2 separate regions of the Homo sapiens genome follow, and region 2 is linked to region 1. Evidence: chromatin loops called from intact Hi-C (ENCODE). Cell type or tissue: B cell. All regions are shown on one strand. Each heading gives the region's core, and the rest is flanking DNA. Links, peaks and the distances in the headings are about the cores only.

Region 1 (2,920 bases), core at 179-2,678:
TTGTGACTGCAGATGAAGGAGCATCCCATTTGTATGACACATTTAAAACTTCTGCCTTAGGTTAGTCCCTTGACATGACTTTTCACTTGCTGGCATTTTGGAAGTCTATGCCAAATGACAGCTCTCTGCCACCCAGCCTTTGCTCAGTCTAGCTATGCTTTTTTTTTTTTTTCTCCCCCCCGCTGTGACGACTCCTAGACCAGGGCCAGGGTTTTTATGGGAGCCTCTCTACATTGCGTTCATCTGTTGCGCTTACACAAGCAGTTGCCTCCCTTGAGTTAAGACTCTAATGAAGCATGCTTTCCCCTGGAGCCAGCCTGCCCCTCCCCTGGCCTCTCTCTCTCCACCAAGGCAGAGAGCGAAGCCCTCTCTTATGATATTGCAGAGTTAATAATGCTGCTCTATTGGTTTTGTGAGCCTCTCAGTCACAGGGGGAATGTGTGGGGGATGGGCCCCAAGCTAGGAAGTGTGCCTCCTCTAACTCTCTTTCCGGCCCTGAAGCTTTTGTTTTGAATCTGGAAGCTTCAGACCAGGGCTGGATTTCCAAAGGTCAAATGTGCCTGCACATTTTGTCCTTAATGAGTGAGCCTTGCCCTGGAGCCCTCGCTGAAGGCGCCTGCGTTGAATCTGAGTAGTAGCCACAGAAGCAGTAGCTCCATAGCCAAATCCATTTGCCTGACATGCCACCCTTGAGAGAGCCTCCACGAGCCACTGAGGGTTACTGGCCAGGAGAATGTGGTCATAAATGCATGTCTACAGGAATGGGTGAGGTTTCCTTTTTGCTTAGAAAGCCAGAAAAACATCAACAGAGAGAGGCTACAAAGCAGAAAAACATACCCAGACTCCGAACCTTCAGTTCCCTCAACTGACAAAATACTTGAGGGTTTTAAATAGAAACAGTTTAACTTTTTTTTTTTTTTGGTAAATGGAGGGATTTTTTTTTTTCATGTCATTTCTTTTGTTCCTCTTCCTCATTTTCTTCTCCTCCTCCTCCTTTTACTTTAAACTTTACGTGTGAAGATCAACTGATCTCTGAGGAACTGACGTTTCTTTTATTTGATGATGAGAATTTCCTAACTCATTGTTGATCTTTTTGCTTCAGCTACCAGGCAAATCAGAGATGAGTTTAATTCTGTGCTTAATCCAGTGGCATTGTATTTTAGCTAAGATTTTTTTTGATAGTATTTATTTCCATCTTTTTGGGTTTTGTCCTCATTTTGATTTGTTATGTTTTTGTTGTTGTGTTGTTTTCTAAATTGGGAGTATCAGTCTGAAAAAGAAAATGCCTTGAATGATTTCTTTGACATTTAGGTTCAGGAATATCACTGGGCAACATTAATACGGCTACTGGGTTTCACTAATATCTTTTGAGCTCTTTAATCTTTCCCTGAGTTATCACTGAAGATCTAGAGAAACAGCTACTGCCTTTTAGAAGTGCGTTGGCAAAGCTTAACCCAGAGCAAACCACCAATGTAATTGTCAGCCAAAAATAGAAGACATTTTTTAGGCCCGAGGGCATGCATTTCTTGCTCCTCCGTAATGTGTACCCCATTCATCAGAATCCTAGACTGCTCATCCTTTTCCAGACACACAGTGGGGCTTTCACCTCTCTACACCCTTGCTCACACTGTGTGCACTTTTTAGAATGTCATTGTTCCCTTTCTCCACTTGGCAAAAGTTCACTCATTTGCCAAGGTCTGTTTCAAATGTGACTTCTTCACAAGGCCTTCACTGACCTCTGCAGGGAGAGTGAGTGGGTTCCTTCTCTGTGTTGCCATACCACTTCATTCAGCCTAGTGCTTAGTCGCATGTGCTGTGTTATCTTGAATTGCATGTATTTCTATCCCTCTCTTCCTGTGATACCATGAGCACCTTGTAGGCAGATATTGAGCTCTAGAATCGCTTGAAGTCTCCAGCACAATGTCCTATATAAAGTGGAAGCTCAGTAAATAACTGTTGAATTAATTTGAAAGAAGTACAAGATAACAGACCCTGCCCTGAAAGGCCATCAGAGTTCAAACAGGTGTCACCTGTTTATCTTAGCAGAGCTTTTTCTCCCCAGGCATTCATTATCTTATTGGGCAAAATCTACCAATCTCCCAGTCACCTCAGTGAAGAGCATGCAATGAAAAATAATAGTAGCTCCTAATCAAGATTTTTAAAAAATTCATTGAAGAAGTATTTATTGAGCAGCTATTGATTATGCCCAAAAGAAGTTTAAAGCTTGGTGCCAGACCTCAAGGCTCATTGGATTTGTCAGAGCTCTTGCCTCTTCCTGCTTGACATTTCATGGTGCCTTCTCTACAGATTTCTCATTCTTGTGACAAGATTCTTATTGAGAGCAGGGATTCCAGCCGAGTACTGCGGGGCAGGAGGAGCTGAGCAGGGCCGAATGAAAGTGCAGCTCATCATTATTTCCTTCAGCTGGGTCTCTCCTCAAATAAGGGATTTCTTAGGGAAACTGTGGGACGTGAGGCTTAAGGTTCTCCAGCTGATAACTACCCTAAGAGACAGTTATACCATAATTTGGATCCACAGGGAAGAAAGAACTGCCCAAATATGCCTCTGTTTTTTTCTTTTGCCTCTGCTTTCATTTGAAACAGAAGGCTCAGACTGGCAGCTGTGGGCCCTTTGCTTGTCTCACGCACTCTAACTTTTTAATACTCATTGCCAACATTGAAACAATTGGAGAGATTCCACATAAACCCCAAAAGATTTGGGCTTCCTTTAAAAACACTTGCCAACTCTGGACCTCTGTTTTCTACATGATATCGATGAGCTGGTGCTATGTACCAACTTCCCCTTTTAGATGGCATGTGCTATCCAGTTTACCACAGTCCCCACCCCTCATTATTGTCATATTCCTTGACTGTTTCACTAATGTATGTTATGCTCCTAGTCCCTGAATGTGTTTGAGTTT
Region 2 (2,920 bases), core at 177-2,676, 71 kb after region 1:
CCCTATTTAGAAGTTGCAAGTTCTTTGTGTGTCATCTTCTAGAAATATTTATCTCCTAGTCAACTAGACGATCAACTAGGCAAGCTTGGTAACAAGAATTCTTAAGTGCAAAAACAACTATAATTTGAATCCAACAGGCAGTAGTCTGAAAGTGTAACCTGCATGTCCTAGGGGGAAGAAGGTGCGTACCAGCTATAATCTGTGGTTGTATATGGAGTTGGGAATGCTGGGGTAATGGAAAGAAGTCTCATAAAAAGCAGAGTTCAGTGGAATTGATAAATAATTTATTATTTGTAGCTCATTTTCCACTTACAGGTTTAGAAGAGGAGATGGTTAAAACTTTTAGCTAAAATAAGATTTTGAGGTCACTGGCAGGTGATGGTTTTCTGTTTTATCCATGAGCCAATTCCTAATTCCTTCTCCAACATTAAATATTTTATCTGAGAGTTTAAAAACTATCAACAGTTACTGGCTTGAACTTAACCTATTAACTTTTTTGCCTGATCATGATATAGCTATACATACAACAACACTATATTTAAAAATGAGGAAGTGATGACAAAGTTACAGGAGGGTGGAAGAACAAAATTTATGTTTGTTTTATAAACATTTACTTATGTTTCTGAAATTTTTCATTTTACGTACACTGCATTTGAGTAGTCCAATAAGACTGCATACACTGAATAGGTATTATTCATCACCATGACCATTTGCTCTCACAAATGGTAAAACTGGGGGCACAGAAAGACAAATATTGCATTATCTCACTTATATGCAGAATCTAAAAAAGTTGAACTCATAGAGAGTAGAATCGTGGTTACCAGGGGCTTTGAAGTGAGGAGGGGTTGGGGAGATGTTGGTCAAAGGATGTAAAATTTCAGTTCTACAGGAGGAATACAAGGATCTATTGTACTACATGGTCACTATAATCACTGGAAATGTATTTGTGCAAAAATCACTAAGAGAATAAATTTTAAATGTTCTCACCACAAAAATGGTAAGTATATGAGGTAATGCATATGTTAATTATGGCTTGACTGAGCCATTCCACAATGTATACACATTTTAAAACAGGTTGTTTACAATAAATATATATGATTTTTATTTGTCAATTAAAAACATAATTCAAAAAACAAGTAGAGAAACTGGGCTTCAAAGAGAGTAAGTGACTTGATCAAGGCCCAGGGAACACAGTAAGTGGCAGACTTTTCTCTATACCTCACTGCTTCAGGGTGAGGAGGAGTCAACTTGATGCTTATGTACATGATGTCTCCAGACATAGTATCACGATTGACATCATTTCCCCATTTCCACCTCACTAGACACAGAAGGTAACCTGTAATATCAATAGCATCACCACATGCTACCATGGGAGGCGATCTTGGCAATCTCCTTCAATGTCACCGTTCTACTTCAGTCAACTGAGGTTCAGAGAGGTTCCAACTTGTCCAGGGTCATATAGTACGTCCTTTGCACAACAGGAGTAAATCCAGGGCTATTGATATGCGGTGATGCTCTCCTGGACTTGGCAGTGTTTCTTAAACTGCAGTTACTTGAGCACAGCCTTCAAGATTCTTTTATTATCCTTGCACTATTTATTACTTCTTCAATCGTTTTTTAAATTGACACACTTTTTAAAACCCAAATACCTGTTTTAGCTTTGTTCTCAGCAAAAATATCCCCAAAACTACTGGTCTGATAAGCCATTTTTTCCTTTAAATAAAAATGAAAATAAATAACTCAAAATAAAAGTACACATCTTTGTGTTACATAAAAGCCCTCAGTTACTACTGGTGGTATTTAAGAGGCACTGTTCTGTGCCATTCTCTAAAATCTATGCTGTACCATTTCTCTTTAGCTAATTATTTAGTCCATATGATGCTCCTCGGAGCACATTTCAAATTGAATCGAAAACTAAGTGCATGTGAAAATTTAATAAAGACTGATTTGATGACTGGGAAGTTACTTAAGGATGCAGAGATCCCCTAAGAGGAAAAAGATAATGTGGCCTGTGAGTGGAGTGAACGCACATACTCTGCCTCGTTTTCCCCTGCTTGGAACACCCATTCCCTCAGGTACAGGCGCTTTCGGTGGGTGGGCTCGTGGCCACGTCCTGCCATTGTTCTGGGGTTGGAGCCCTGAGCATTAGATCTTGACTGTGCCTTTCCCCAGGTTTCCCAATCAACAGTCAATGCCCAGAAACTAATGCATGCTGTGAGGCACAGCTTCAAAATGTGCTCACCTTCGTGGCACAGTTCTGAGATGCCCAGGCCACTGCCTATACATGCACATGAACACACAACTCAGCCCCCAAAATATTTTTCCAACCAGCTCCCAAACACTTGATATTCTACTATTAAATGTTTATTGTTTTAGCCTAAGAGTTTCCTTATTTTTAAATTACAACTAATCAGGAACACATCATTCTTTATGCCCTATCTATCATATGGACCTTAAAGTTAATGCGTTTATTCCATCCGTTCATATGAAAAGTTTTTAAGTGCAAGGAGGATGAGAGGTAGGGAGATAATGGATAGAAAAAAAATAGAAGCAAGTGCCCAATTTGGGGATTCAGGAGGTGGGAAGTGTAAGTAATCAGGCAGGCAGTTTTTTGCCCATCACTGCAGAACTCCAGGATAGTCATGCCATTTCATAAAGGAACTGAAGCAATATTCTCTGGCAGGCAAAGTCTCCTACATGACCAAAATGAGAGTCTACAGGAACCTGGGTCTGCAGGGCAGACCCAAGAAGCAAGTGGGCAGCTTCTTGTCAGATAATAATGGCAATTACACATCCCTACTTGCTGGCCTTGCTTCTGTTCTTTAAATCAACAACTTTCAGCATCCTTATTTTGCTGTGAGCAGAAAGTCAACAGTCCTTCATAAAAACGAGGATGTGTTTGAGTCACTGGGGGGTATAT

The links. Hi-C counts contacts between places; a loop is a spot of excess contacts. Peaks named below come from ENCODE experiments on the same cell type or tissue, not always from the same donor. Only the 100,000 strongest peaks of a DNase experiment are listed, where the experiment ranks them.
Region 2: a loop joins it to region 1, with 4 times the contacts of the local background. A loop is called at or near these places in 11 of 110 quality-filtered maps.

The regions. Positions count from the first base shown.
Region 1 is chr2:207,141,421-207,144,340 of GRCh38, reverse strand. The region is part of intron 1 of KLF7 (KLF transcription factor 7); the gene reads left to right. Among named protein-coding and RNA genes, the nearest start is that of KLF7, 23 kb to the left of the region's middle. RefSeq lists an enhancer at 1,558-2,059. In B cell, for the core only: a CTCF peak has its summit at 1,678; DNase peaks (open chromatin) are centred at 550 and 1,650; H3K4me3 peaks cover 2,405 bases; H3K27ac peaks cover 2,500 bases.
Region 2 is chr2:207,070,405-207,073,324 of GRCh38, reverse strand. No RefSeq gene overlaps it. Among named protein-coding and RNA genes, the nearest start is that of MIR2355, 38 kb to the left of the region's middle. RefSeq lists an enhancer at 1,333-1,402. In B cell, for the core only: no CTCF peak of the experiment used is centred there; DNase peaks (open chromatin) are centred at 644 and 1,304.